7 separate regions of the Homo sapiens genome follow, and regions 1, 2, 3, 4, 6 and 7 are each linked to region 5. A link is an interaction called in ENCODE POLR2A ChIA-PET data of the cell type or tissue named here. Cell type or tissue: CD4-positive, alpha-beta T cell. All regions are shown on one strand. Region 1 holds the start of IL21R-AS1 (IL21R antisense RNA 1). Region 2 overlaps LINC02129 (long intergenic non-protein coding RNA 2129). Region 3 has its middle 6.9 kb from the start of KDM8. Region 4 overlaps NSMCE1 (NSE1 component of SMC5/6 complex). Region 5 has its middle 35 kb from the start of IL21R. Region 6 holds the start of KDM8 (lysine demethylase 8). Region 7 has its middle 3.6 kb from the start of LINC02129.

The links. ChIA-PET counts read pairs that join two places held together with the same protein. Peaks named below come from ENCODE experiments on the same cell type or tissue, not always from the same donor. Only the 100,000 strongest peaks of a DNase experiment are listed, where the experiment ranks them.
Region 1: POLR2A ChIA-PET joins it to region 5 with 13 read pairs; 13 of 35 experiments call an interaction of 5 or more read pairs at or near these places.
Region 2: POLR2A ChIA-PET joins it to region 5 with 19 read pairs; 13 of 35 experiments call an interaction of 5 or more read pairs at or near these places.
Region 3: POLR2A ChIA-PET joins it to region 5 with 47 read pairs; 15 of 35 experiments call an interaction of 5 or more read pairs at or near these places.
Region 4: POLR2A ChIA-PET joins it to region 5 with 16 read pairs; 24 of 35 experiments call an interaction of 5 or more read pairs at or near these places.
Region 6: POLR2A ChIA-PET joins it to region 5 with 27 read pairs; 14 of 35 experiments call an interaction of 5 or more read pairs at or near these places.
Region 7: POLR2A ChIA-PET joins it to region 5 with 33 read pairs; 13 of 35 experiments call an interaction of 5 or more read pairs at or near these places.

The regions. Positions count from the first base shown.
Region 1 is chr16:27,449,559-27,453,558 of GRCh38, reverse strand. IL21R (interleukin 21 receptor) reads right to left here. Exons shown (of 9, transcript NM_181078.3): 9 at 1,517-4,000. It overlaps IL21R-AS1 (IL21R antisense RNA 1), which reads left to right and starts at 166. Exons shown (of 3, transcript NR_037158.1): 1 at 166-462; 2 at 637-816; 3 at 3,753-4,000. RefSeq lists enhancers at 659-758, 2,794-2,943, 3,284-3,333, 3,354-3,513, 3,174-4,000. In CD4-positive, alpha-beta T cell, no CTCF peak of the experiment used is centred here; DNase peaks (open chromatin) are centred at 2,478 and 3,478; H3K4me3 peaks cover 385 bases.
Region 2 is chr16:27,171,814-27,175,813 of GRCh38, reverse strand. LINC02129 (long intergenic non-protein coding RNA 2129) reads left to right here. Exons shown (of 4, transcript NR_170200.1): 2 at 3,835-3,984. Among named protein-coding and RNA genes, the nearest start is that of LINC02129, 2.8 kb to the left of the region's middle. In CD4-positive, alpha-beta T cell, a CTCF peak has its summit at 1,463; DNase peaks (open chromatin) are centred at 1,563 and 2,858; H3K27ac peaks cover 2,209 bases.
Region 3 is chr16:27,194,598-27,198,597 of GRCh38, reverse strand. No RefSeq gene overlaps it. Among named protein-coding and RNA genes, the nearest start is that of KDM8, 6.9 kb to the left of the region's middle. In CD4-positive, alpha-beta T cell, no CTCF peak of the experiment used is centred here; a DNase peak (open chromatin) is centred at 2,437; H3K27ac peaks cover 1,241 bases.
Region 4 is chr16:27,228,980-27,232,979 of GRCh38, reverse strand. The region is part of intron 5 of NSMCE1 (NSE1 component of SMC5/6 complex); the gene reads left to right. Among named protein-coding and RNA genes, the nearest start is that of KDM8, 27 kb to the right of the region's middle. RefSeq lists a silencer at 511-560 and an enhancer at 741-840. In CD4-positive, alpha-beta T cell, CTCF peaks have their summits at 2,049 and 2,251 (motif pointing left); DNase peaks (open chromatin) are centred at 39, 569 and 2,109; H3K4me3 peaks cover 2,449 bases; H3K27ac peaks cover 2,580 bases.
Region 5 is chr16:27,365,513-27,369,512 of GRCh38, reverse strand. No RefSeq gene overlaps it. Among named protein-coding and RNA genes, the nearest start is that of IL21R, 35 kb to the left of the region's middle. RefSeq lists enhancers at 1,713-1,792, 1,823-1,882, 3,256-4,000. In CD4-positive, alpha-beta T cell, a CTCF peak has its summit at 1,203 (motif pointing right); DNase peaks (open chromatin) are centred at 1,322, 1,732 and 2,532; H3K4me3 peaks cover 1,274 bases; H3K27ac peaks cover 3,803 bases.
Region 6 is chr16:27,202,185-27,206,184 of GRCh38, reverse strand. KDM8 (lysine demethylase 8) reads right to left here and starts at 2,659. Exons shown (of 8, transcript NM_024773.3): 1 at 2,549-2,659. RefSeq lists an enhancer at 2,455-2,614. In CD4-positive, alpha-beta T cell, no CTCF peak of the experiment used is centred here; a DNase peak (open chromatin) is centred at 2,344; H3K4me3 peaks cover 1,908 bases; H3K27ac peaks cover 1,866 bases.
Region 7 is chr16:27,178,160-27,182,159 of GRCh38, reverse strand. No RefSeq gene overlaps it. Among named protein-coding and RNA genes, the nearest start is that of LINC02129, 3.6 kb to the right of the region's middle. In CD4-positive, alpha-beta T cell, CTCF peaks have their summits at 2,323 and 2,523 (motif pointing left); a DNase peak (open chromatin) is centred at 2,459; H3K27ac peaks cover 337 bases.

The DNA.
Region 1 (4,000 bases), 84 kb before region 5:
CTATCACAAGTGAACTGAAACTTCAGTCCGTATCTCCTTGCTCAAGGACCCAGGTGCCCAGGCAGATGGAGCAGTCACCATCATCATCTGTCTCTGTGACAGAGGAAAAACACCCCAGGGGGTGTGGTAGCCATCTGAAAAATGCTCTGCCCAGAAGTGAGACTTATCACTTCTGCTCACAACTGCCCAGTCCCAGCCAGTCACATGGCCCCATCTGGCTACAGAGGGTCAGGATGTACAATCCTGCCATGTGCCCAGCATATGGTGAACAGCATAATGACTTCCATACTCATGTATCTAAACGGTCCAGGAGAAACGTGGTTTCAGGCATGGCTGGATCCGGGATCTCAAGAGCTATTACCATCTCTCAGCTCTGCTTTCTTGTGTGTTTCTTGCTGCCCCTCCCAGTACCCTCCTTACAGCTTAGTAATCCCAGCAGAAAGAGAGCATGGACCAGCTAGGGTATGTCTGTCCCTAAACTGTACTGTTGCCAGGGGGAAGAAATGTCCTACTGGGCAGGCCTGGTTCACATAGCCACTCCCAGAGCTGGGGTCAGCCACGTCTCCAAACTGCTGCACAGGCAGATGCAGCAGGCACCCACGGCGTCTGCTAAACCTTCCTCACCTCTTGATCTAGGTACGTTCCAGCAGAGCAAGGTGAAAAAGAGCTGAAAGTGGCATCAGAAGCCCAGAGTTCTGGTTCCAGCTCCGACCACTCATTCAGTGTGTGACCTCAGGCAGGTCACCAGCCTGAGCTGTGCCTTCATTTCATCTGTCAGACGGATGACTCTGCCCCTCAGAGCTTGCAGACGGCAAGGTGAGGAATGCGGCAGCTGGGAAAGTGACGTTGCTATCGGTCCCCCTTCCTCTTCAGTGAGTCTTGTCAGCAATTCTGGCCTGGTCTTTGGAGGGCGAGGAGCGCCTGTCCCACTTGCTCCTGACCCTTGGTCGTACCTCCAGGCCTTTGTCCAAGCTCTTCCCTCTGCCCCAAATAGCTGGTACATGTAACAACGCCTATTCATTTTTCCTTTTTTTTTTTTTTTATGAGACGTAGTCTCGCTCTGTCACCCAGGCTGGAGTGCAGTGGTGTGATCTCTGCTCGCTGCAACCTCCATCTCTCAGATTCTCCTGCCTCAGCCTCCTGAGTAGCTGGGGTTACAGGCACCCGCCACCGCACCCAGCTAATTTTTGTATTTTTAGTAGAGACTGGGTTTCACCACGTTGCCCAGGCTGGTCTCAAACTCCTGACCTCTAATGATCTGCCCGCCTCGGCCTCCCAAAGTGCTAGGATTACAGTCATGAGCCACCACTCCCAGCCTCCTATTCATTTTTCGAAGTCCAACCAACACCACCTCCTCCCTGAAGCCCCCTACTCCTCTTGATGTTCTCTCTGGGCTACCATCGGTGAGCTGGGACTCACTCATACCAGCCAGGAGGGCAGATTGTGCATATCTCTTCCCAACTCTGTGTTTAGACTCAAATCAGGAGCATGAAATTACACCATGGAAATAAGCAAATGCTACAAATCAGGCTTTATTGAGTGCCTACTATGTGCCAGGCTGGGACTAAAGGCAGTGAACAAAATAGAGTTGCTGGCCTGGTATAACTTGTGTTTTATCTTTATCTTTGTTTCCAGTATGCATTTATCTCTGTCTATCCAACCAATCATTCTTCCTTCAAGCTTTTTATTAAAGCCATTAAGAGTAATATCAAAGACTTTTGCACCAACTTAATACCATCTTCCTATCCACCCACACATCCATCCATCCTCCATCCACCCTCCTACCTACTAATCCCTCCTTTCAGGTGAGCCAGCTCTTGTCTCCAACTTTTATTTTTAAGAGACAGGGTCTTGATCTGTGACCCAGGCTGGAGTGCAACGGTGTAATCACAGCTCACTGCAGCCTCAAATTCCTGGGCTCCAGCGATCCTCCCACCTTAGCCTCCCGAGTAGCTGGGACTATAGGCAAGCACCACCACACCTGGCTAATTTTTTTAAAAAATAATAATTTTTGTAGAGATGGGGCCTTGCTATGTTGCCCAGGCTGGTCTCGAACTCCTGGCCTCAAGTGATCCACCTTCCTTGGCCTCCCAAAGTGCTGAGATCACAGGTGTGAGCCACTACGCCCGGCCCTCCAACTTTGCTCCTCTGTGTTTATAAGCTGAGTTCCCTTCAAAGGTGGGATTCTGAGGAGCCTCATCTGCCCCAGTCCAGAGTCCCCCAATCTGGCCTCAGGCCTTCCCCAACCATCTGTGTTCCCCTCCGCCACCCAGCAAGCTCTGGGTGCAGGAGAGCTGTGCTGCTTTCCTGGGAGCCTGTGGCTCAGGTGGCACCCACAGGTGGCTCCTGGAACCTGTTGCCCCCAAGAAGGTGTGAAAACCACAGCACATCTGGACCCAAGAGTCCCTAGGGTGCAGGTGCACGGGGTGTTGAGGGCTGCGCCTGCTCCGTGCAGAAGCTGTGTTTCCACTCTTGTGCTCCCATCCAAGTCTCACACCCCCCGATCCCAGGCTCACAGTCCCACTCTTATAACCATCAGTGTTCTAGAACCTTCCAGCCTCCTGCCAGGCACCGAGGACTCTCATGCATTCTCTCAGCTACCTCTCCCAACCACCCCACTTCACAGATGAGTCACGAAGGAACCTTCCGCAGGACTGACCTGTGCTGACTTCCAACCCGACCCTGTTGCAAAAGCATGGGTGAGCTAGAGCTGGCTCCTCCAGCACAGCCCTGCAGCCTGCAGTCTGACCTTTGGGGAGGAAGACGGGGCCGGGCCAGGGTGGCCCCAGCTCTACTAAAAATACAAAAATTAGCCAGGCGTGGTGGTGTGTGCCTGTAATTCCAGCTACTCTGGGGCTGACGCAGGAAATCGCTTGAACCCGGGAGACAGAGGTTGCAGAGAGCCGAGATCGCACCACTGCATTCCAGCCTGGGCGACGAGAGTGAGACTCTGTCTCAAAAGAAAAAAAAAAAAAAGAAAAAGAAAATGTTGCTAAGAAATATTTTCTTAGCTTCTTAATTCACATTTCAACAGGTTCTCTGACAAATCATTGACAAACAACTTGACCTCCCTTCAATTCTCCAGGATGAACAAATAAGACAGGATTTATTGGCAGGATTGAATTGGGGCAGGGTAGGGGGCCCAGCAGGATGTGTGGCCGGAGCACACTGCATAGTTCCAACCTGCAGCCCCCTCCATGAGTGCCACGGGGGGTGGGTCCCATGAGCCATGGCCTGCTACGTAATTGGTGTTTAATAAATATCTCTTGGGTGCATAAAGGGAATTTTTAAAAACTTAGTAGCAGAAGTTAGAAAAAGAAATCTTGGTTGGTGGGGAGCTGTTTCCAAGAGACGAAACGGACTGATTTTAAGCCTGGAAACCCCCCCGAGTGGCCCTCTGCAGGCGGGACGGCCCCGCGGGTGCCCAGGCTGTCGCTGACGATTGATGTTCTCACCCCCGCCCGCCTCGGCTCTGGCCGCAGAAGGAAGGAAGCTGACGTTTATTGAGGGTCTGCTCTGGGCTGCGTACCGTACACGGGTGACATCGCCAATTTCCCCCAGGTGTGTCATGCCTTCCCCACTGTCTGGATAAGGAAACTCTAGCCCAGAGAGGGGAGGCGACTTGGCTCAGGTAGCACAGCCAGAAGGTATCAGAGTCGGGATTCAGACCTTCGTCCAGGGGCCGCCCAAAAAATTGCCATTCCCGAGGTCACCATGGGCTCACTCCATCCCCTTTCGCTTCCTGTTGGCAGGTGATAAGGAACAATATGGACTTCTTGCAGCTCCTGGAGGCAGACGCTGGAGGGCTGGGCTCCGCCTCAGTCACAGGCAATGCCCTGATCCCACAAAGCCCCGGAGATGCTGTGGACCAACTTGCAACACAAGACCCTAGGAGGGAGGACGGCTGTTGTCATCTGTTGACCACAAACACGTTTACTGTGCACACTTGTGCACATGGGTGAGCTCCGTGAGTCCAGACATGCACAGGGCAGGTGAATGC
Region 2 (4,000 bases), 190 kb after region 5:
GAATGGAAAAACCTGAGGACAGTAAGGTGAACATTGTCAATCAGGCTCCCATACTCTAGGCGTGGGAAGCTAAGTTAGAGGTGACAGGGGACCCTGAAGGTGGAGTTTTAAGACTATTGCTGCTGCTTTTGGCTGTGTGACCTTGGTGTTGTGCCAGACTTCAATTGATTTCAGTAAGGATGGCACCGTGTTCAAGAGGCCCAAGGGCTGGGTGCGGTGGCTTGCATGCTAATCCTAGCATGTTGGGAGGCCAAGGTGGGCGGATCACTTGAGGTCAGGAGTTCAAGACCAGCCTGGCCAACATGGTGAAACCCGGTCTCTATTAAAAATACAAAAATTAGCTGGGTGTGTTGGCGGGCACCTCTCATCCCCGCTACTCAGAAGGCTGAGGCAGGAGAATGGCTTGAACCTGGGAGGCGAAGTTGCAGTGAGCCGAGATCTTGCCACTGCACTCCAGCCTGGGCGACAGAGTGAGATTCCGTCTCAAAAAAATAAAATAAAATAAAAAGAGGCTGAAGAAGAGAACTGGAACCAGCAAACAAGATATAGGGTTTATTAAGGGGACTTACATACTGGGCAGTCCAGTAGTGGCGGGCTAGACAGGAGAACCACTACCATTTGTAAAAAGCTTGCAGATTATATAGTATTTCCACTTAGCACTCTAGCAATTTCACTTAGTGCACTAGCACCCCTAACAGCCTCCTCCTGACAACCTTCATTTAACCCAAAACAAAGAGCCTCCATCCCCTGTATGGCCTATGTTTCATGGGATGGGCTGGGTTTCAGATGTTCCTCGTAGATAAGGAATGAATCTGCACGTTGGCCACTCCCAGATTCCTTAGCGTGGAACTCTGAACACACATTCTTCTTAGACCATAGCGTCATTCTCAGGGTATTGCTCCAGTTAAGCGCTTGCTCTCAGGTGCATCTGCTGAATCGCTTCTCTTCTGAGCCTTGGTTTATTGTAATACCAAGATGATAAGACCCATCTTGTCAGATTATCTGTGAGGATGAAATAAAATACCACAGCCTGGCCAGAGCAGGTATATGATAGTGAAGGTTTAATCAGAATTAAAATCTAGGTCCAAGGCTTTCACCCGTGACTGCGCATTTGAATCACCTGGTGAGATTTTAAAAATGACCAATGTCAGGTCCCCACCCTAAGAGGGTCTGATTCACTTTCATGGAGTAAGGTCAGAACACAAGCACTTTATAAAAATCTCCCAGGTCATTTTAATATGCAGCCCTGCCTGAGAACCACCTGATCTATGACATTGACCTTCAACCAGAATGGACCAATTAATATCTCCTCCTTACTTGAGGAGTGATGGGGTCCAGGGTCTGGAATCTGGGGGAGGATTTTAGGGTTGGACTGAGGCTGAGGTTGACCTTGAGCCCCTTCCTGGGTCGCCTCCTGCCCATCTCTTTCCATTCACCAGAAGCTGAATGAGACAGAAGAGATAATATACTCCATCCGTTGCGCCCCTCCTCAGCCAGGCGCGGGAGGGCAGGTGGATCCGTCTGCAGGCAGGAAAGAGCTGATGCATTTCAACCGCATCCTGTGTAATGAAGGCCAGCTCTTTATCAGCCTGCCTGGCCCTGGATTTTTATCTCTGCCATCTGCTTTGCCTAGAGTGGCAGGTGCCAAAGCTTACAAATAGCCCCAGCCTGTACTTTCGTGTAGAACAGCAAAGCATCATAATTTCTGGGCTATTACCAGGTGGAACAACTTCTGCCAGCTAAGGTGACATGTGGCAGTTGGCATTTGAACAGGTTGCTTTGCAGGACCAGCAAGAGACAGTAACTGCCACCTCAGGGCTATGACTTTCAGAGAGAGAAGAAATGCCACAAGCTGATGACATTGGTTACTCACTTGATGTTGCCCTCCAGATGAACGGAGAGGCTGGGATCTGCAGCAGCGGGCTGGGCAGGGGGCAATTTATTTATTTAACAGAACCTTTACTCATGCCAGGCACAATTCTAAGTGCTTTTCAAATTATTATTATTTTGTTAGGACAAGGTCTTGCTCTGTCTGCCAGATTGAAGAAACTCCTGGGCTCAAGCAATCCTCCATCCTCAGCCTCCTAGTAGCTGGGACTACAGGGTGCGCCACCACCTGGCTAATTTTTTAATATTTTATAGAGACAGGGGTCTTGCCGTGTTGCCCAGGCTGGTCTTGAACTCCTAAGCTCAAGTGATTCTCTCACCTTGGCCTCCCAAAGTGCTGCGATTACAGGCATGAGCCACCATGCCGGGTCGCTTTTCAAATTTTAACTCAGTTAAATCCCCACCACAACCCTATGAGGTTAGAACTGTTATTATCTCCATTTTAACATGGGGAAACTGAGACAAAAGGGCTAAGTAAATTACTCGAGAGCCCACAGCTGGGCAGTGGCAGAGCTGAGGTTCAGATCCAGGTGGTCTGGCTTCAGGGTCACTGCCTTGTGCCTGGGGGCACCAAGAGCAACCCTCAACCCCACTCTTGGCAGGTTGAGGCTTGTGTGTAAATGGAGGTTCACATACCCTGTGTGCAATATTTACAAGTTATATATCAAGCTAACAACACTATGACATGAAATCCGTTCTGTCCTCCTGCCCTGAGAAATCTCTCTTCATAGTGACCTGAAAGGCCAGGTTTGCATCAGGTCTTTTCTGACTTCCCTGGGTTCTGTGCTAGGATGTGGGGGTCTGGGGGGAGCCGCCCAGTGTCCTCCAAGGTGTGGGGACCCTCTTGCCTGGATTTACAAGCTGTATTAGGTGAGGGACAGGGAAAAATCAGCACAGCACCTAGGTTTGTGGCTTAGGCAGGTTTTAGCCCAAACTCATGGTCCTTTGTGGAGTTCCCCTCCCCTAAGATTGAGTTACTTGCCATTTTTTTTTTTTTTTTTGAGACAGAGCCTTGCTTTGTCACTGTCAGCCAGGCTGGGGTACAGTGGTGTGATCTCGGCTCACTGCAGCCTCTGACTCCCAGGTTCAAGTGATTCTTCTGCCCCAGCCTCCCAAGTACCTGGGACTGCAGGCACGCACCACCATGCCCAGCTAATTTTTGTATTTTTAGTAGAGACAGGGTTTCACCATATTGGCCAGGCTGGTCTTGAACTCCTGACCTCGTGATCCACCTGCCTCGGCCTCTCAAAGTGCTGGGATTACAGGGGTGAGCCACTGTGCCCAGCCCGAGTTACGTGCCTTTTTATCTTCACCCTCAAGACTCTGCTTGTGGAGGTTAATTATAGACAGACATTTCCACTGACTCTGTGACCCCAGCTAGTCTCTAGGCCTCCTCAAGCCTCAATATGCTCACCTGTATAATGGGGCCACTTATAACTTCTTCCTTCCTATCTCTTAGTGAGTGAGAGGATGTATTAATACATAAAGTGTGCATGGCAGGGACTCCTGTGCATTCACCAAAGTCCCTTTCCTTTTCCTCCTGGGTACATAATCTATATTTTCCAGCCCACGTTGCTGTCATATGTGGCTATGTGACCAAGTTCTGGCCAGCAGAATGCAGGCGTGAGTAATGTCATTACTTCCAGACTTGATCTACTGAAACCTTCCCCACGAGTCCCCTTCTACTCTTCCCCTGACTGCTGGCTGGATGTGAGGATTCGGCAGAAGACTCTAATACCCAAGACAGGGTTGGCACACTATGGTGCATGAGCTAGATTCTGCCTGTGGTCTGATTTCATAAGTAAAGTTCTACTGGAACACAGCCACATCCATTCATTTGTGTATTCCCTGTTGGTGCATTTGTGCCGTAAGGGCAGAGTACACTCACTGTGTCAGAGACCCTGTGACCTACAAAGGCAAAAACTTCTATTATCTGGCTCTTTATAGAACAGTTTGCTGATGCTTGCCCTCAAAGATGGCAGATCCACAGATAGAAGGAGCCTGGTTTGTGAGTAGCAGCATCGGAAGCTCAACATGGATGGCTGCTGGGAATCTCCACGTGGGACTCTTCATAAGGGAGAAATCAACAGTTAGCACGTAAATCTTTGACATT
Region 3 (4,000 bases), 170 kb after region 5:
TAAGGACGGGCCTGTGACACAGCCTCAGGAGGTCCTGATGACATGTGCCGAAGGTGGTTGGGGCACAGCTTAGTTTTATCCATTCTAGGGAGACATGAGACATCAATCAATATGTGTGAGATGTACATTGGTTTGGTCTGGAAAGGCAGGACAACTCGAAGGAGGGAAGGGGCTTCCAGGTCATAGGTGGATAAGTGACAAATTGTTGCATTCTTTTGAGTTTCTGATTAGCCTTTCCAAAGGAATCCATCAGATATGCATTTCTCTCAGTGAGCGGAGGGGTGACTGTGAGTTCTGTCTGTCCTGAGTCCATAAGAAAATCCCTTGTGGACAAATTGTGAGGAGGTATGTAGCTTTTTTATCTTACTAGCCATCTTCTTTAGGAATGGAATAGGAGGCAGGTTTGCCCTAAGCCGTTCCCAGCTTGACTTTTCCCTTTGGCTTAGTGATTTTGGGATCCTGAGATTTATTTTCCTTTCACAGTATGATAACCGACCTCCCCAGGAGGTAGTGATGGTTAGATAAGGCAGTTAAATGTCTCAAGCTACACTCTCTGTTCTTCCCTCTGTCCCAGAATCTATTTATTCCAACCCTCCACTCACCTGCTGGTAATGGCACAGGCTGCCCTTCCGGTTCTGTGTCCAAGGACCCCTGTGGGCAGTGTGGAAATTCTTAAAATATAGGTTCTTGGGTACTGCTTCTGGATATTTCGATTCAGTAGTTCTGGAGTCAGGTCCAGCTACCAGCCAGCAGCCTGGCCAGGGTTTTGCATTTTCACTAGCTTTCCAGAAAACACAGAGGGAGATGGCACCCACATTTTTGGAAATGTAGCCGATGCCTGGAGAAGTGTTACCCAGACTATGTTACCCAGGCTGGTCTCAAACTCCTGGCTTCAAGTGGTCCCCCTGCCTCAGTCTCCCAAAGTGCCGGGATTACAGGAATGAGTTACGGCAGCTGACAGAGAATCTATTACTTGATGGGAGAGGCTTTAAGTCACATGTCAGAAGGCTTGGGTATGGATGAAGGATGATGTCAAATTTTGGTGCGATTTTTGCAGTGGACAAACACACAAATCCCTGCCCATGTTCTAGTGGCGGGAAACAGGAAATTAGAAAATTATGTGCATTGTTATATATATTATGACTCAAGCAGGGGAAGGGGGACAATGGTGCTATATGTGTGTGTGGTGAGGGCTGCTGGTTTGCATGGAGTGCTCAAATCCTCTCTGATAAGGTGACACCTGAGCTGCAACCTGAAGGAGGTGAGAGAGTAAGTCATATGGGGCCATGTGTGGGAAGACAGTTCCAGGCACAGGGAACAGCAGGTGTGCTGGGCATCTAAAGAAGGAGCACAGAGGTCATCGTGGTTGGTGGTGGGGAGCAAAAGCTGGGGAGTAGAAGCTGATGACGTCAGAGAGATAACTTGGGGGTAACTCTTGTAGGGCTTTACCGGATGTCGTTAGGATTTAGGCTTTTGTTATGGGTGAAATGGGAAGCCCTTGGAGGGTTTTGAACAGAAGAGTGACATGATCTGAGTTAGATTTTAGGAACTCACAGTCCTAGACAATTAAAGATGTAATATTAATAAATACACTGGGTGCAGCAGCTCACACCTGTTATTTCAGCACTGTGGGAGGCTGAAGTAGGAGGATTGCTTGAGGCTGGGATTTCGAGAACAGCCTGGGCAACATAGCAAGACCCTATCTCTACAAAGAAATTTTAAAAAGCCAGACATGATAGCACATGCCTGTAATCCCAGCACTTTGGGAGGCCGAGGCAGGTGGATCACTTGAGGTCGGGAGTTTGAGACCAGCCTGGCTAACATGGTGAAACCCTGTCTCTAACAAAAATTCGGCCAGGCACAGTGGCTCACACCTGTAATCTCAGCACTTTGGGAAGCCGAGGCAGGCAGATCAACTGAGGTTGGGAGTTCGAGACCAGCCTGACCAACAAGGAGAAACCCCGTGTCTACTAAAAATACAAAATTAGCCAGGCGTGATGGCGTATGCCTGTAATCCCAGCTACTCGGGAGGCTGAGGCAAGAGAATTGCTGAACCCAGGAGGCAGAGTCTGCAGTGAGCGGAGATGGCACCATTGCACTCCAGCCTGGGCAACAAGAGCGAAACTCCGTCTAAAAAAAAAAAAAAATTAGCTGGGCGTGGTGGCGCATGCCTGTAGTTCTAGCTACTCGAGTGGCTGAGGTGGGAGGATTGCTTGAGCCCTGAACTTCAAGGGAGGCTGCAGTGAGCAGTGGGCTATGATCATGCCACTGCACTCCAGCCAGGGCAACAGAGCAAGACCCTGACTCTAAAAAAAAAGAAATAATAAATAGCAATAACTGTGAGGAGTGTGTCATGTTAGGTGACATGTGGAGAACCACAGGCACATGTCACAGGTTCAGATCAAAGGTAAAGAAGGGTGTGGCAGTTTTAAAAAATGATTGCAAATGCTTTGATGCTCCTCCCTTTGAGTGGCAGGCTTGAGTAGGGTATGGCAGAGGTGACACTATGGGTTTTCTGAGGCTGGGTCATAGACAGCGATGCAGCTTCTGTTCGTTTGCTGGAGCACTCAGGAGCCTGGCACTCCCTCATAAGGAGTCTTCCCAGCCCAGGAGCTGGGCACTCACATGAATGAACCTTTGGAAGGTTCTAGCCCCAAGCCATATGCCTCTTCCCAGCTGAGCCCTAGACATCATAGAGCAGAGACAAGCTATCTCCTCTGTGCCATTTCCCAACCCTTAGAGTCTGCAAGCATAGTTTAATGGTTATTGTATCCTGCTAAGTTTTAAGACAGCACAGCAACAAATAACTGGAAAGGGGGTAATTCAGATACCTCGCCATGGAGGGGAGATTGTTCCAGGAAGAAAAAAACAGCTGGTCTGCTGGGGTGGAGGCAGGAGAGACTGTGGTGGTGATTTAGAGCAAAATTCCCCAAAGTCTGGATGCTCCTGCTGGTGGTACAAGGGGTGACTGGGAAGCATTTTCTTCCATGCCAAGTAGGCGTTGATGGATTGCTGTTGTCCAGTCATTACGTGAGGAATTTCAACCAAGTTTGCACATGTTCAGGCAATGACAACTATGTTACAATGGCCACCTAGTCTATAGTGATGACATGAAATCATTGTTTGCAAGGTGCATTCCAATTTCATATGTTAAAATGTGAAAAAAATGCCCCTGAAAATAGATAAGGAGGAGTAATACATAATATTAGGGGCTGGCAGAATATGGCAAGTATTGCAAAGGGGAAGATGGCTTGGGAGCGGGCACGTGGCAGGAAGCCAGGGAGATGGCTGGATGCAGATAGGCTTGCTCGACACCCCTGCACACTGCCCCATAGGCAGCAAGCACCAGACCCAGGTCTGGCAGCCTCCAGGCTTGTCCCAGTGCTTTTTGTATCTCCAATGCTCACCAGGATTCTTTTGAAAACCTGGACAGGACTGGAGCAGGGCAGGGTGAGGTTAGGGGAGTGATATGGTTTGGCTGGGTCTTCGCCACCAAATCTCATCTTGAATTATAATAATTCCCACATGTCAGGGATGGGGCCAGGGGGAGATAACTGAATCATGGTAGTGGTTTACTCCATACTGTTCTGATGGTAGTGAATAAGTCTCATGAGATCTGATGGTTTTATAAATGGGAGTTCCCCTGCACAAGCTGTTTTGCCTGCCACCATGTAAGATGTGCCTTTGCTCCTCATTTGCCCTCCGCCATGATTGTGAGGCCTCCTCAGCCATGTGGAACTGTGAGACAATTAAACCTCTTTCTTTTATAAATTACTGAGTCTCAGGTATGTTTTTATTAGCAGCATGAGAACAGACGAATACACGGAGGAAGCTTAAAGCTCTGGGCTGTCTTGAGGGGTGCTGTGGTTTGGATATGGTTTGTTCCCAGAGCTCATGTTGAAATTTGATGCCCAGTGTGGCCGTGTTGGGAGGGGGCCTAGTGAGAGGTGTTTGGGTTATGGGGGTGGATCCCTCATGAATGGCTTGGCGCTGTTCTCAT
Region 4 (4,000 bases), 140 kb after region 5:
AGCCTGGTTCACTTTTTCAAGTGAATAACAGTTTTTTCTCCAAAATCGTACTTGTAGCCAACTGATGTCTGAGGAGCCCGGCCTTCTCGGATCCCTTATCTGCTTTCATGCATTCCAGCAGTGACCCCGTGGGGAGGACTTGGGCCTCACTCCTCCTGCCTCCCACTCCCCGTTCACCCAGATGATGTGTTCAGGATGCCACAGCCAGAATGGCAGAGCCAGGAGCCGCGCCCAGGGACTTGGGCCCCAGGATCAAGGCTCTAGCCCACAGACTGCAAGGCAGGGCAGTTCCGTGGCTGAGAGTGTGGCTCTAACATCTAACCCGGGTCTGAACCCTGAGCCAGGTGACCTCATGTTCCTTGTAAGAGGGGAGTCGTTGTTTCCCCTTCGGGGCTGGGTGTGTCAGGAGCGGGAATGGGACCTCACAGTAATGTGCTCGGTGCTAGGCTGGCTGGCTCGCGGGGGAGGCGGCAGAGGAATTGGTGACATTACCACTGTTGTTTTTGTCAGCAGTGAGTTCCTCAGGGCCAGTGCTTAGAAGAGGCATAGACCTGCTTCAGGAAAGGAGCTGTGACATCTGGGACAGGCCCCACTGCAGCTCCAGTTTCTAGATGTTGCCCCCACCCCCACGTCTAGTCCTGCTGAATGGAGCAGAACAAATGTTTCAGTTCTTTTTCCACAAAAGGCACCCCTGTTTTCAACAGCTCAGTGTTTGCCGAGTTGACCACAGCTGTGCCTCCCAGGTGCTTGTGCCCATGTGTGTTGAGGACGCACTCACGCCGGGTCCCCGCTTCCTCACTTGGTGGTCGGACTCGTGGCCAGAGGCTGCTGCTTGTGGCTGCAGCGATTCTCCGCTTCCTTTTCAGGAAGGCTCGCGTCTGGGTTGGGGAAGTCTGTGTTCTGAGTTACTGATTTCTATTTAGGGTGGGCCTGTCCCAGGAACCTGACCCGAATTCAGTTCCTGGGGTACCTGATGGGAAGACAGGGTGGAGAGGTCATGGGGTGAGGGCAGGGCTGGGAGCTCCTGGTGAGTGCAGGATCTGCTGGGCGCGTTCCCGTATGTCATGTCTTGGAGGCTGTCTGCTGCCCTGCAGTGGCTCCATAGCTTAGTTTTTAGCTGACAGCTCAGGGGTCTGGATGACGTCGGACACCCTGAGAGTGGCAGGGCCGAGTTCAGGCCCCGGTTTGGGGACTGCAGCTCCCATCAATGGCTTTGTCACAGTTGTTCTTGCCCTCCAGGCTGTATTTGGCACTAGGGAATGTTCTAGGGCTACTCAGGTTATAACTGACCATTCTCGCTTGTGGTGCAGCCCCTCTTCAGGCCAATTTTTTTTTTTTTTTTAAGATGGAGTTTTGCTCTTGTTGCCCAGGCTGGAGTGCAATGGTGCAATCTTGGCTCACCGCAACCTCAACCTCCCGGATTCAAGCGATTCTCCTGCCTCAGCCTCCCAAGTAGCTGGAATCACAAGCATGCGCCATCACACCCGGCTAATTTTTCTATTTTTAGTAGAGACGGGGTTCCTCCATGTTGACCAGGCTGGTCTCGAACTCCTGACCTCAGGTGATCCGCCTGCCTCAGCCTCCCAAAGTGCTGGGATGACAGGCGTGAGCCAGCGTGCCCGGCCACAGGCCAAGTTTTTTAAGGGTAGGGGTTATGACCTCTTCATGGCTGGTCCCCATTGCAGAATGTAGTGCCTGGCACCTCAACTGCTCAATAAATGCTTGCTGAATGGATGACTGGACAGGTGGATGAGGTTGCAGAGGAACAGCATTTAAAACTTACAAAAAATGTTACAGGAAATATCTGCTCATTACAGGAGGATTAGAACATGTTGAGATGCATAAAGAAACCCACTGAAGTCACCTGTTATCCCAGACCCTAGAGCCGAGTGCCCCAACATCCCAGTACACAACACTTTGCACCCTGCTTTGCACCCAAGAGCACCATGCCTAGCACATGCTGCCACCATTGTGCATGGCTTGCAGGGCGTGCCCCCAGCTTTATGGTTTGACTTGCCCTTTGTCTGCCCTTGGTGTCTGGAGAGGGCGGTGGTGGATAGGAGAGGCCCCGCCCTGGAGTCTGTGGCGGTGAGCTGTGGCTGCAGGCGCTTGTACTCTGTGCCTTTCTCAGTTCGGTGGCAGTGCTGGCACCACCTTCTGCAGGGCGCCTCTGAGCTCGAGGGAGGGTGGACAGAGGATCCGGGAGCTGCCACCTGCAGGAGCGCTGCAGAAGTAGCAGGGGGCCCTCAGCACTGGCGCTGGGCAGTAGCCCTAGAGAGGCTTCTTGTTGACTGCCTGGCCTGCTGGGGCCCTCAGGAGGACGAAGGAACGAAGCTAATGTGGCAGGGGCTGTGTGGTGAGACTCCTCCAGGTTCCTCCGCTGCCTGTGGTGAGCAGCTTCTCGTTGCGGAGACTGTTTCCTCATCTGCAGGATGGGGACATTGCCAGCTCCAGGTGTTTTCTGTGAGGGTCCAGTGCTCTCTGACCTACATGGCCTGGTAAGGGTTGCCTTGAGGTCTGCGGCACTCTGGAGGAATCACTGAGAACCGGGGCGGGTGCTCACTTACCCAGGACAGGTCTTCCTAGGGCAGCACCTCGATCAGAGAGACCACATGTCAGTGTCTGATCCTTGGCCTCTCAGACACAGGGCTTCCCACAGAAATAGCCAGGGGCCCACTGACAAGGCCCTTCCAGGTGGGTATATCACCCCAAGGACACGTCACTCCTGGACAGCCAGTCCTGTGTGAGACTGGCCCGGCATGGAGGTGCTGAGGCAGCTGTCCGTCCAGGAGAAGGCCCAGGGGTGGTAGGTGGTTGGGGTCAGCGGGGAGGCCTCTGAGAGCAAGCGCGGCTCATGGGAGCTGGGCGTCTGCTGATCGGCGCACCTCCATACACCCCAGGACTGCTCCCTACACGAGGTCCTGACTTCCAAGTGTTGTGGCGAGGCGCCTGGGAGATCACCTGGGCTGTCGTCGTCTTTGAGGGCTAGGGCATCCCTCCTGCCCCTCCCCTGATGGGCCCTCAGAGGACTGAGTGGGTCATGAATGGTGAGCCTTGGGTGCAGTTTCAGGCACATAGCAGGTGTTCAGTAAATGCAGCTTGGCTGGGTGCAGTGGCTCAAACCTGTAATTCCAGCATTTTGGGAGGCCAAGGCGGGTAGATCACTTGAAGTCAGGAGTTTGAGACCAGCCTGGCCGATATGGTGAAACCCTGTCTCTACTAAAAATATAAAAAAGTTAGCTGGGTGTGGTGGCGGGCATCTGTAATCCCAGGTACTCGGGAAGCTGAGGCAGAAGAATCGCTTGAACCCTGGAAGCAGAGGTTGCAGTGAGCTGAGATCGTGCCATTGCATGATCTAGCCTGGGCAACAAGAGCGAAACTCTGTCTCAAATAAATAAATAAAAAATAAATGCAGCTCCTGCCTCAGTCTGAGCTTGAACTTGCTTAGTGTCAGGCATTCCTTTGGGATCAGTGCAAGGTCTACTTCATCTTCCCGTGGGTGTTTATCACAGGCCTGCCAAGTGCTGGGCCCCACAGCAGGTGCTGCGGACACAGGAGTGAGCACAGCCAGAGCTGGTGGCCGCTCCCATGGGGCCATGGTCTGGAGGGGGAGCCCGAGATCAGTGAGACGGTCATCTCACTGCAGTCCTGGTACAGATGGAAAGGAAACATGGCTTTATGACAGCTGTCCCAGAGGAACCGGCCCTCAGCTGCTGAGGAAGTGACACTTGAGCTGAAGGCTGTGTGGGAGTTGCCTGGAGCCTGGGGTGGGAGGATCATCAGCCCGGCAGTGGCCCTGTGGCCAGCAGGTGCACTCAAGAAGCTAAGGCCAGGGCCATCTGAGCACAAAGATTGCGAGGCGAGCAGACGGAGGGCAGCCCGGGAGATACGCGTATTAGGGGCTTGGCTCTTGGACCTAAGGGTGGTGGGAAGCCCTGGGGTGGGGGTGAGTTGGGAGTGACAGGGCCAGGCTTGTTCGGTAGCGAGTGCGTTGCTGGAG
Region 5 (4,000 bases):
AACACACAGAAGTGGCACAAACAGATACAAACACAAGTGGGTTGAATGATGGGATTGGGACAATTTTTTGTCCTGGATTACTGTTGCTCCATTCTGCCCTTTTTGTAATAAAGTCAAATTAAATTTAGAATGTCATTATTTCCTCTAATTATGTTTTATACCCTCACCTCCCACAAAATCCACAGACATATTCAGTGTAATATTAAGGATAATGTTAGCAGACTAGGCATGGTGGCTCACATCTGTAATCCTAGCACTTTGGGAGGCCGAGGTGGATGGATTGCTTGAACCCTAGGAGTCTGGGACTAGCCTAGGCAACATAGTGATTCCCTGTCTCTACAAAAAATTAAAAAACAAATTAGCCAGGCTTAGTGGTGTGTGCACCTGTGGTCACAGCTACTTGAGAGGCTGAAGTGGGAGAATCACATGAGCCCAGGTGTTCAAGGCTGCAGTGAGCCGGGATTGGGCCACTGCGCTCCAGCCTGGGTGACAGAGAAAGACCCTGTCTCAAAAAAAAAAAAAAAAGAAGAAGAAGAAGAATGTTAGCAAATACTTTTAAGGCATTAACTATTTGCAGGCATAGTTCTTTTTTTTTGAGACAGAGTCCCACTTGTTGCCCAGGCTGGAGTGCAGTGGCACAATCTCCGCTTGCTGCAACCTCTGCCTCCTGGGTTCAGGCAATTCTCCTGCCTCATCCTCCCGAGTAGCTGGGATTACAGGCACCCGCCACCATGTCTGGCTGATTTTTGTATTTTTAATAGAGACAGGGTTTCACCATGTTGGCCAGGCTGGTCTCAAACGCCTACCTCAGGCAATCTGCCCACCTTGGCCTCCCATAGTGCTGGGATTACAGGCGTGAGCCACTGTGCCCAGCCGCAGGCATAGTTCTAAGGACCTCACAGGTACTAACATATTTAATTCTCACAATAGCTACATGAGGCAGATATTATAATGATTCCCATTTTACAGATAACGAATCAAGCACAGAGAGGTTACACGCTGGCCTGGCGCCACACAGCATATCTAATGGACATTAGGCTCTTTTGTCTGGTGCTGGGGGAATTTCTGGAAAATGCAGAGATGGAAGAGAGGTGGGATCGGGGCAGGGCGGGTGGGGAATCTCCCAGGCCAAGTTTTCTGGGCACGGCCTGGACCTGGAGCTGCTGGGATGGAGCAGGTGCTGATGCTGATGTGGTCACCAGAGGGCAGCAGGGACCAGGGAGCTGACTTCCTCTTCACACCCCCTCCACCCGGGGCGGTGCCCCTGACTTGTCAATAAACGTCGTGGAAACAGGTGGGATTTGGTGGAAGAACTGACACGGTCCCGCCACCATCACAGGCAAGTTAAGCTTGAGAGCAGCCTGGTGTCACCTGGCCTCCACCCACCACGTCATCTGCTGCTCACCCCACCACTGTGGCGTGCAGAGTACTGCTCTTGTGTGCCTTTTACCAAGGAGGAAATTTAGGCCCAGAGTGGGCAAACACTTTTCCCATGGTCACACAGCTTGGAATTGGAAAGGCTGGACCTAACCAGGCAGGGTGAGCGCAGAGCCCTTGTTCCTCTGAGTCTCTGTTCTGAGCTGGAACCAGGGAAGATGATGAGCCCATGGTATATACAGGGCGGTTAGCTAGGACTCTGGTTTGAAGCCTGGCTATGCCACTCGGTAACAGCACATCGTGGGCAAGTCCCATGCAGCCTCATCGGCTGCCGGGAGGATCCAGTGACGTCAGGCCTCCCTCGTGGTGGGAGCTCAAACACTTGCTGGGTTTTTTGTTTTTTCGGTGTTTTGCTTTTTGTTTTTTAATTAATAACTTTCGTGGGAAAAATAAAGTCAGAAAGGTTGTTCAACCGGATGTTCACGGAGATACTACGCCTTCAAAAACAAGCGCTCATTTCGTGATCGCCCACACAGTGCCAGATGCTGGGGCGGGGATGGGATTTCCGGTGGTTTTTCTTCACTTTCCTCTTTATATCTTCAGGCTTTCTCTGAATAGGAAAAGGTCTGCACGTGCTGATAGAGTAATCAGAAAAATGCAATAAGCCACTTTTTGTAAAAAAAAAAAAAAAATTCAGATGCACTCACTGCCTTCCTCCCCCCTTTCCCCCTCCCCTCATCCCCCACAAATTCTGTGTAAAGGCAGGGCTGAGGGAGTACCCCCAAATCAACATCTCTGAAAGCTCCCCCGCAGGGGCCCAGGCCACTCAGCCCACTCTGGCGCTGCTACCCAGGGGCGTCCCCTCCTGCCCTCTGGTCCAGCCCCGGAGGCTGAAACTCCCGCAGCCGGCATCTCACTGGGCCTATGACCCTGGACTTTTCCTACTTCCTGCAGGGTGGGGGCCAGCCTGAGTTGGGCCCACCTGATCCACCAGGTCTTCTCATCCCTCTGTAGCTTCCCAAAGCCCAGCCAGTTCAGTAATAGTTGCTGAGGCCAACAACTTGGATTTCTTTTGCCTAAGATCCTTTGTTGGGCTCCCAGTCCCATTGCATCTCTAGCAGTCAAATATATTTTCTATTTGCTGCCTAATTTTTAAATTAGATTTCTCTGAGACAATGCTCAGGCAAAGTGGATTCGAGCCGACATCTGCGTAGGTGTCAGGATGACATAAGCTGATATATCACGGCGGCTGGGAGCTCTTAGGTCAGACCCGGGTTCAAATCCTGGCTCCAGGATTTCCTAGCTGTGTGGTTCTAGGCTAATCCTCAACCTCTCTGGACCTGTTTCCTTATCTGTAAAATTGGGATAATCATTGAGCCTCCCAACTAGAGCTGTTTGGAGACGTAAATGACACAGTGGCTGGACGGCACTTAGCATATTGCTTGGCCCTAAACAGATAACTATTTTTATTTAAAATTATATTTTATTATAAAGAGCTTTTGGAGGCAAGAAGTCCAGAAGGCTAGTTCAGGCTCTGCCATTCTCTGGGTGACTTTGGGCAAGTCCCTTTTCCTCTCTAAAACTGTTTCTCCATCTGTAAACTGTGTGATTTGGGCAGCTAAAGGGATTGATTTTGGCTTAGAACAAGGTTTTTTTTGTTTTTTTTTTTTTTTCCTGAGACAGGGTCTCACTCTGTCATCCAAGCTGGAGTGCAATGGCACAATCTCAGCTCACTGCAACCTCCGCGTCCCAGGTTGAAGCAATTCTACCAACTCAGCCTCCCAAGTAGCTGAGATTACAGGCACCCACCACCACACCCGGCTAATTTTTTATTTTTTGGTAGAGATAGGGTTTCACCATATTGGCCAGGCTGGTCTTGAACTCCTCACCTCAAGTGATACACCCGCCTCAGCCTCCCAAATTGCTGGGATTACAGCCATGAGCCATCATGCCTGGCGCAAGGAGGTGTTTCTAACAAACATCAGGCTGCATGTGAGGTAGAGAGCTCCCCATCATTTCCAGTGTAGTATGTAGGCTCCTAGAGCAGGAAGGAATCTAAAATGGCCAAGCCCCTCAAGTGTGAAATCAGGGCAGCTACTCAGAGAAGCAAAAGTGATACAGACATAGGAGCTTCAGGTTCCCAGCCTTCCCATCTAAGGCCCACACCATCCCTCTGCCTGCCTCGGATGTGAAGCGCAGATCACTACAGAGAGCCTGGGTGATGGAGACACTGTCTGGATTCCACTATAGATCTGTTGCTAACTAGCTGTGTGACCTTGGCAGTGTATCATCAGCCACTGTTGGTGTCCTGTTCCTGTCTTCTTGGTGTGCCAGAGTCTCTCAACACCTCCAACTCTCAGTTGAAGAATTTTTTTTTTCCTGGAGTAGCTGGAAGTGCTGGAGAATTAATGCTCCTGGAAGCAGCTCTCAGCCAATGACAGATGGGAGCTGGTGGACAAATACCCCAGCTCCCTCTCCTTTGCAGGCATAACTGGGCATGTGCCATGCATGGTCTTCCAGAGATCCCCGGCAGGTAAGCATCAGTTACTCATGCTGGTAATCTGTTGAATAACTCACCCTTTTGTCAGAGGTTTATTTAAACTGGAGCTTTGAAGAGGGGCTG
Region 6 (4,000 bases), 160 kb after region 5:
AAGAAGAAAAAAGATGTGTGAAGCAGTCTTTGAGAGTGGTGCCACAGACTGGCCTTCGAGAGCTCTACATAAAAGGGTTTATTGGGAGTTGTACAGATAGCCTTCTAGTGGCCAGGTATAGGTGGGTCATCCAAACCAAGATGCTATTAATATTTATGTCTGCATCAGTAAAAAACTGGTGTTATTCTAGGCAAACTGACACCTACCGTAACCCAAATGTGGGCCATATCAAAAAGCCTGAGTGGCCTCGTATCTTCACTTTACAAATCAGTCTCCCAGAGCTCAACAGGTATTGGCCTTCAAAGACCTCTTGTTGATCACAGAAGGTTTTTTTATTTTTATTTTTTTTGAGACAGAGTCTTTCTGTCACTCAGGCTGGAGTGCAATGGTGCGATCCCGCCTCACTGCAACCTCTGCCTCTCAAGTTCAAGCAATTCTCCTGCCTCTGCCTTCTGAGTAGCTGGGATTACAGGTGCCCGCCACTGTGCCTGGCTAGTTTTTCTATTTTTAGTAGAGACGGGGTTTCACTCTGTTGCCCAGGCTGGTTTTGAACTCCTGACCTCAGGGTGATCTGCTTGGCTTCCCAAAGTGCTCAGATTACAGGTGTGAGCCGCCACGCCCGGCCCAGAGAAGGCTTTATTTATTTTTGTGGGGAGGGGGGCGGTCAGGTATAGAAACAGCTTGAGTGGGCTTATGTCCTGGCTTTGTGAACTGGCCTCATAACCTGGAACAGCTTTCAGGGGGAGATCAAGTGTGGGTTGCATAAAACAGCTTTTGAGTGGACTTGATTCAGCCCCTAAATGCTCCTTACATAAAGTCTTGTCTGCTGGTGTATGAAATGATCTTGCAAAGAAGGTCAGAATATAGGCTGTTATGTGCTAACCTCTGAGTGGTTTTTCTCCTGGATTTATAAATAAGACTAAAATGAATCTTATAAAAGCCTTCTTGTTGGTCGTACTAAACAAAAAGGAGCCAAGTATAACCTGTATAAAACAGCCGGAATAGACTCAGGCCTGGACTTTATAAATTCACCATCCAGGCAGAATTCACTATGCAAACTGGCAAAGTAGGTCCCTGGTAGGTTATGGGATATATCCCTCTTGGAAGCCACTGCCCTGTCATCCTAGGATTCTCTCAAATTATTTTTATTATTTTTTTTGAGACGGAGTCTCGCTCTGTCACCCAGGCTGGAGTGCACTGGCCCAATCTTGGCTCACTGCAACCTCCGCTTCCCAGGTTCAAGCAATTCTCCTGCCTCAGCCGCCCAAGCAGCTGTGATTACAGATGTGCACCACCACACTCAGCTAATTTTTTATTTTTAGTAGAGACGGGGTTGCGCCATGTTGGTCAGGCTGGTCTTGTGAACTCCTGACCTGAAGTGATCGGCCTGTCTCGGCCTCCCAAAGGGCTGGGATTACAGGTGTGAGGCACCGCGCCCAGCCTTAAATTATTTTTAAACATCAACTCCTCTAAAGCACCTCCCTGAGTATTCTTTAAGGTGGCTGGGTGGAATGGCCTCTCCGAGAGCCTCACTGTGATTTGCAGAGGGTCTCAGGGTGGGCACTCTGCAAGCACCATGCTGGTCATGAGAAAGCCTCCCAAAAGGGGCTTCCAGGACAGATCAGCCTACACCTAGCTTTCTGGGAACAGGCGGTCCAGTTCTCTAATCTCCTCAATGTTATTATGGCAGTATTCCACAAAAATTGTGCAAAAACAAGAGCTTCGTAAAACTTCCCAGGAAAGTTTGGAACATTTTCCAGAAAGCTTTAATTCATGGCACAGGGATCCCTTTGGCTCTCTAAGGGGCACACAGTCTTGTGTTTGGGTCGTCCGTGTGGCCCCAACGCCTGCGCACCTCCTGTCCCCGGGCTTGCTCCCGAGTCCTCCTGAGCACGGCGATTCCTACCGTTGCCGGGAAACGCACCGATGCCCATCGTTAAGTCCTACCGAGCTACAAGCACCTTTCCTTAGGGCAGTCACACACCCAGGCCCCAGAGGGTCCCCCGTACCCCGCACTGGCCTTGAGCCCCGAGGCCTCAGACCCCCTTCCCTCCTCAGCGCCTTCCCCGGGGCTGCATTTCTCGCGGCTCATATTTGGGACCTGACGGCGGAATCGTTTCCAGCCTGCCTTGCGGCCCAGGGGCAGCGGCTGGTTGCCTAAAAGCAGCGGACACACATATAGCAGAGTATAAAACCCGCGCAGGCGCACTAGGCCTACACCAACGCGACGCCAAGAACCGCTAAAGCGCACAGCAGCCCGCCGTAAGGGCCTGCCCTCACGCATGCGCAAAACCACTGCCAAGAGACGAGCATACGCACGCGCGGAACCTTTCCCTTTATCCTCCCGCAGGGCAGGCCGGCGACGAGCTAAATTGCATTCTCAGAGCGCATGCGGCAACTCGAGCCACCCTCGGGGTTTTCCAAGGCGCACGCGCGAGGCCGGGCTTGGCTGCTTCACATGACGCCTGCGCGGTCTATGCCTCTGAACCCGGCCTCTCCACTTCTGAGGAACTGGAGCTGACTCCGCTCTCGAGTTGCTCAGACTAACCTCTCTTCAGCTGGGACGGTGTCGAGTCGCCTTTGGGCTGGCGAAGACTCGTTGCGTTTGGTCCGACCACTCGGCTGTGTCCCCTGAGGAGCCAGAGGCTAGCATAGGAGTATCGATCGCTCACCGCTCGTCTGATCACGACGCAGTGCCTGGAGGAGCGCCGAGTGATCGATGCCGTGGCCCCGCCCCACTGCTGTTTAAAAGGCCGGGGGATGGAGAAGACAGAAAGGCTTGGCTGTATCCTCTGGGTCCTTCCACGCTAGTGATACCGCTTTTTCCTCTGCACAGATAACAACTTCGTACAAGGCTGTTTGCATCCACCATTTAATCTCTGCAGCTAGGATTATTAGTTCTCCCTATTTTACAGAGAGCGAAACTGAGGCTCAGTGATTAAAGTGGCCACATACTTGTACTTTTGGAAAGTCAGATCCACAATTACCCACGAGCAAGTGCTGCATCCACAGTCTGTTCGAGTGAGAAGGCAAGTGGCCAGGGGACACACTCCTGCCACCTTTGCTTTGATGCCGAGTGGTGCGTGGTCACTGGGACTTTTGTGTTTTGAGCACACACTCCTGTGGACTCCAAGTATGCACGCCTTTTGCAGCATTGCACAGAGGCATGGAAAGTTATGTTCGTACTGAGCTTGGGGTCTGAGTAGGAAACAGGCTTGCTCAGGATCAGTTCATAGATTAGTGGATTCTAGGTACGGTGCTAAAATACTTTAAAAATATGAGGATCGTAGCTATTGTAATGATCATGCTCATCCCCATTTTAGGGAGTGTATTAGTCCGCTTTCATGCTGCTGATAAAGACATACCCGAGACTGGGCAATTTACAAACAAAAAGGTTTAATGGATTCACAGTTCCACATGGCTGGGGAGGCCTCAAAATCATGGTGGAAGGTGAAAGGCACGTTTTACATGGTGGAAGACGAGATAATGAGAACCAAGTGAAAAGGGAAACCGCTTATAAAACCATCAGATCTCATGAGTCATATTCACTACCAGGAGAACAGTATGAGGGGAACCTCCCCTATCATTCAGTTATCTCCTACTGGGCCCTTCCGCAACACGGAATTATGGGAGCTACAATTCAAGATGAGATTTGGGTGGGGACACAGCCAAACCATATCAGGGAGGGAGCAAGTAAAGCACAGAAAGATCTCCTAACCCACCAGGCTCACTGGGATGCTGGTGTTTGAACTCAGCAGCCACAGGTTTAGAATCCTCATGGTTATGTGCTACACTAAGTTTCCACCCTTGAGTAGTGACAATGTTGAATTTTCCCTGAGTCTTGTGTCCCCGGAAAAAAGTAAAAAGGAATTGCTCTCACCCTTTTGTGTTGTGGAAAAAAGTTTACTGCAAAGAATCACCCCCCACCCCCACAAGAGAATTTAGATAAGACTCCAAGACACCACCCCCATTGTTTACCTGTGAGAGCAGGTAAACAGGA
Region 7 (4,000 bases), 190 kb after region 5:
GTGTGCCTAGGACAGCAAGGAGGACAAGCAGGACTTCATTCTGGATTTAGGTTTCTAGAAACCATAAGGTGGGCAAAAACTTTGCCACCTGCTTCTGAGACTCACAAAAAAGATAACAAATGAGTCTGATTTGATGTCATAAACAGGTTGAAGAGGCAAAGGAAGGCTGAACAAGGGAGAAAGTGAGAAGCAGGTAGGGGACAGAGAGGGAAACTTGCCTGTCTTCTATGGCCTGGGGTCCTGGCCATCGGAGCCACACAGTGTGTCTGTACTTCTTCTCTCTCTCTGTCCTTGTCCATTTTCTCTTTTGGAATCTATTGTTAGTGAGCTCTGCCATTGTTTTTTCTGATTTCATTAAAATGCCACCAAGACACATGCTCTGCAGTATGCCACTTCAGTCTTAAGTGGGGCATTTTTGCTAGATGGATTGATTTTTTTAAATGACAGCATCTGTTTGCTTATACACATTTATTTATAATTCTTCCCCTGACAATCAGAGCAGGGGAATCGGTGAGCAGTAACCAGCTGTTGGGATTAGTGGGGAAGGGAGGCGGTGATTTGATCTGTGAAGGAGTACCAAAGCCCCGGCCAAAAGCAGTAAAAATGGAGCAGATGCCCCCAAATACACTAGCTCGGGGAGGGACGAGTAAATCACATGCGCTGCCAGCTGCAGCCCCACAGAGACACCAGATGAGCTGGGTGAGCTGGAGAAGCTCCTGAGAGTCAGGGGCTGTGTCTGGCCCTCCCTGGGACTTGAGGGGCTTGGTAGATGGGATGGAGGGCAGTGGAGTAGCGGAGAGTAGTGGACCTTGGTGAGCTGGACCCTCTGATGAGTCCCCATGTCGCTCAGGATGAAATCCAGAGAGCTCACCATGGTCTACAAGGCAATACCAATGTGGCCTCTGTTATTCCTCCACCCTCTATCCCTGCTCTCTGCTGCCTCTCCAGGTGTGCACCAGCAGCTCCACCTCCAGCTGCTTCTGGAACATGCCAGGTGCTCCCCCTCCTTGGGGTCCCTCAGGCTCTTCTCTCCTCATCCATCTTCCATTTCCATGGGGCTCACTCTTCAAATCCATGCTCAAATGTCACTTCTTAGAACTATTTCTTATAACCTCCCTCTCCAACCCACTGCCCTCTGGTCTCAATCTGTTTGTGCTGCTGTAACAAAATACCCCTGGCTGGGCAATTTATAAAGAATAGAAGTTTATTTTTCATGGTTCTGGAGGCTGGGAAGTCCAAGATCAAGGCGCTGGCAGATTCAGTGCCTGGTGAAGGCTCACTCTGATTCTAGACGGTGCCTTCTTACTATGTTCTTACATGGTGGAAGGGGACAAAAGGGGACGAATGCTCTGTCCTCACATAGCAAGAGAGGTGGGAGAGCCAGGCAGCTGTCTGAAGCCTCTTTTATGAGGGTATTACGGTAGCCCCCGCCTTATCCTAGGGGGATACTTTCCAAGACCCCCAGTGGATACCTAAAACCACGGATAGCACTGAAGCCTATATATACTACATTTTTTCCTATACATACATACTTGTGATGAAGTTTAATTTATAAATTAGGCACAGTAAAAGATTAACAACAATAACTAATAATAAGATAGAACAATTATAACACTATAGTGTAATAAAAATCCGATGAATATTTATTTCTGGAATTTTCCATTTAATATTTTGGGATGGTGGTTGACCACAGGGAGCTGAAACCGTGGATGGGGGCATTCACTACTGTAATCCCGTGCAAGAGGGTGGGACCCTCCTGATGTAATCCCCTCCTCCAGACCCTACCTTCTAATGCCATTACCTTGGGGGTTAGGTGTCAACATAGGAAGTTTGGGGGAACACATACATTCAAACCCTAGCACCTCCTCTCTTGTTTTCTTTTTCTCCCTAACAGAACCCTTCTAACAAAACACATAGATATTTTAAATGTTTGTTTTCTGTCTGTTCCATAGGAGCTTCATGATGGCAGGGGCCTTGTCTGTCTCGTTTGCCCCTGAACTGTACTTGCTGCATAGTAGATGCTCAGTAAATGTTTGCTGAATCAATGCAGAATTTTTCATTTGAGGGAACAAGTTGTCCCTTTTGACTCTCCCTATATGCAGCTCGGGGGTCACAGAAAGCCCAGGTCACTGAAGGGTTGCTCTCTGGGGCCATCAACCCTGTATTCCTGATCTCTGTAGCTCCCCAGGATCCAGCCCAATGCCTCATACGTAGTAGGCATTCAATAAATATTTGCTGAATAAAGAGATGAGTGAATGACACAAGTTGACACTCTACAATATTCAAGGCAAGAAACAAGGACTCGTCGCTGAATCCTTTTTTTCCATGCCCTCCATCAGCGGGTCCAACCAGCAGCATTTCCAAAATACGCCTTACAACTGAGCACTAGGCTCCAGTTCCTGCTTTAGTGTCAGGGTCTGAACCAACGCCACCTCCCGCCCAGACAACTCCCACAGCTCCTAACTGGGTCCCAGCTGCCGCTCTCGCGCCCCCTACAGTATACTCTCCACACTGCAGCCAGCATGATCTCATAAAACTATGAAATAATCAGTTCATGCCCTTTGCAGGCTCACCACCCTCCAAATGGCATTACATCAAAACCCAAACCCCCTACCATGACTGGCTGCTCCCTGCCTCACCTGCCGTCCCTCTCCCGTCTCGTGCTGGGCCTCCTTGCTCCCTTTGAAAATGCCTTGGGATCTTTGCACTTTCTGTTCCTGGAAGAGAGTCTGGGGTCCCAGGTGAGCTCTCAGAGCAGCAGAGAGCGTCTGCTTGGGAAGGAAGCAGAGGAACGGGCCTTCTCCCGGGTTGGTTGCATGGCTGGCTCCTTTATCCTTCAGGTTTCGGCTCAAATGTCACTTCCCAACCATCCCATCTAACCCAGTTCTCCCTCCATCTTCCCATCTCCACAGAGAGCCCCAGGACTCGGAGGAATGGCCTCAATCCTATCTGTGGTCCCGTGACCTAACTTCCCTGTGCTCTGTCCCCCTCCCTCCCCTCCTCCTATCTGCTTTTGTGCACAAAGCATCATAATGCTTTGATATATTATTTTATCTTTTTCGGTTGTTTTTCTTTCCTCTTGTTCTTCCTTTTCCTTCTCATCAAAACAGGCAGCTGTTGCCTCAGGGGAGGGATATAGCAGAAGGGGAACAAGAAATAGCTCATACATCTTTCTGGCTTTTCTTCTCTTTTAGGAGAATTTAGAGAGTCCTCAGAAGAACTAAGGGGTTGGAGGGGATTTGAGGTACCACCAAGGGTTTTGGAGCCACAGTGGGGAGAACAGAACTCCTCTCCCAGTTGCAGAGAGACTTCCTGTGGCTGGGGGAGAGAGAAGAGAGAGAGGGAGTAGTGGGATCCTGGGCTGTGGGTCTTGGGGTTGTGCTTCCTGGCACCTCCCTGGGGAGGAAGCAGGACCCTGGAGAAGAGGCTGCCTCCAAGCCCGGAAACCCTAACTCATCCCCACTTGAGCTGAATCCTGCTCACAGCCGTTTGGTTTGGCCCATGTAGTGTTTTAATTTTTTCTGATGGATTTCCAAAATTTAAAAGACTGAGGCTGGGTGTGGTGGCTCACACCTGTAATCCCAGCACTTTGGGAGGCTGAGGTGGGAGGATTGCTTGAGGCCAGGTGTTTGAGGCTAGCCTGGACAGCATAGCAAGACCCCCATCTCTACGAAAATAAAAAATTAGCCAGGCGTGGTGGCACTCATCTGTAGTCCCAGCTACTTAGGAGGCTGAGGCGGGAGAATCACTTGAGCCCAGTGAGCTATGATCATGCCACTGCACTCCAGCCTGGGCAACAGAGAAAGACCCTGTCTCAGAAAACCAAAACAACAACAACAACAACATCGAAAATAAAAGATAGATTATTTCAAATTTCTCTTGAAAGTTCAGATTTAGATTTGCAGCTTGTCTGGATAAAGAGATCTGGTAGCGCTAGGCCTGTGTTTCCAGAGGCACGCCTGTGAGCCTGGCACAAACATGATACGTCCCCACAGTCCCC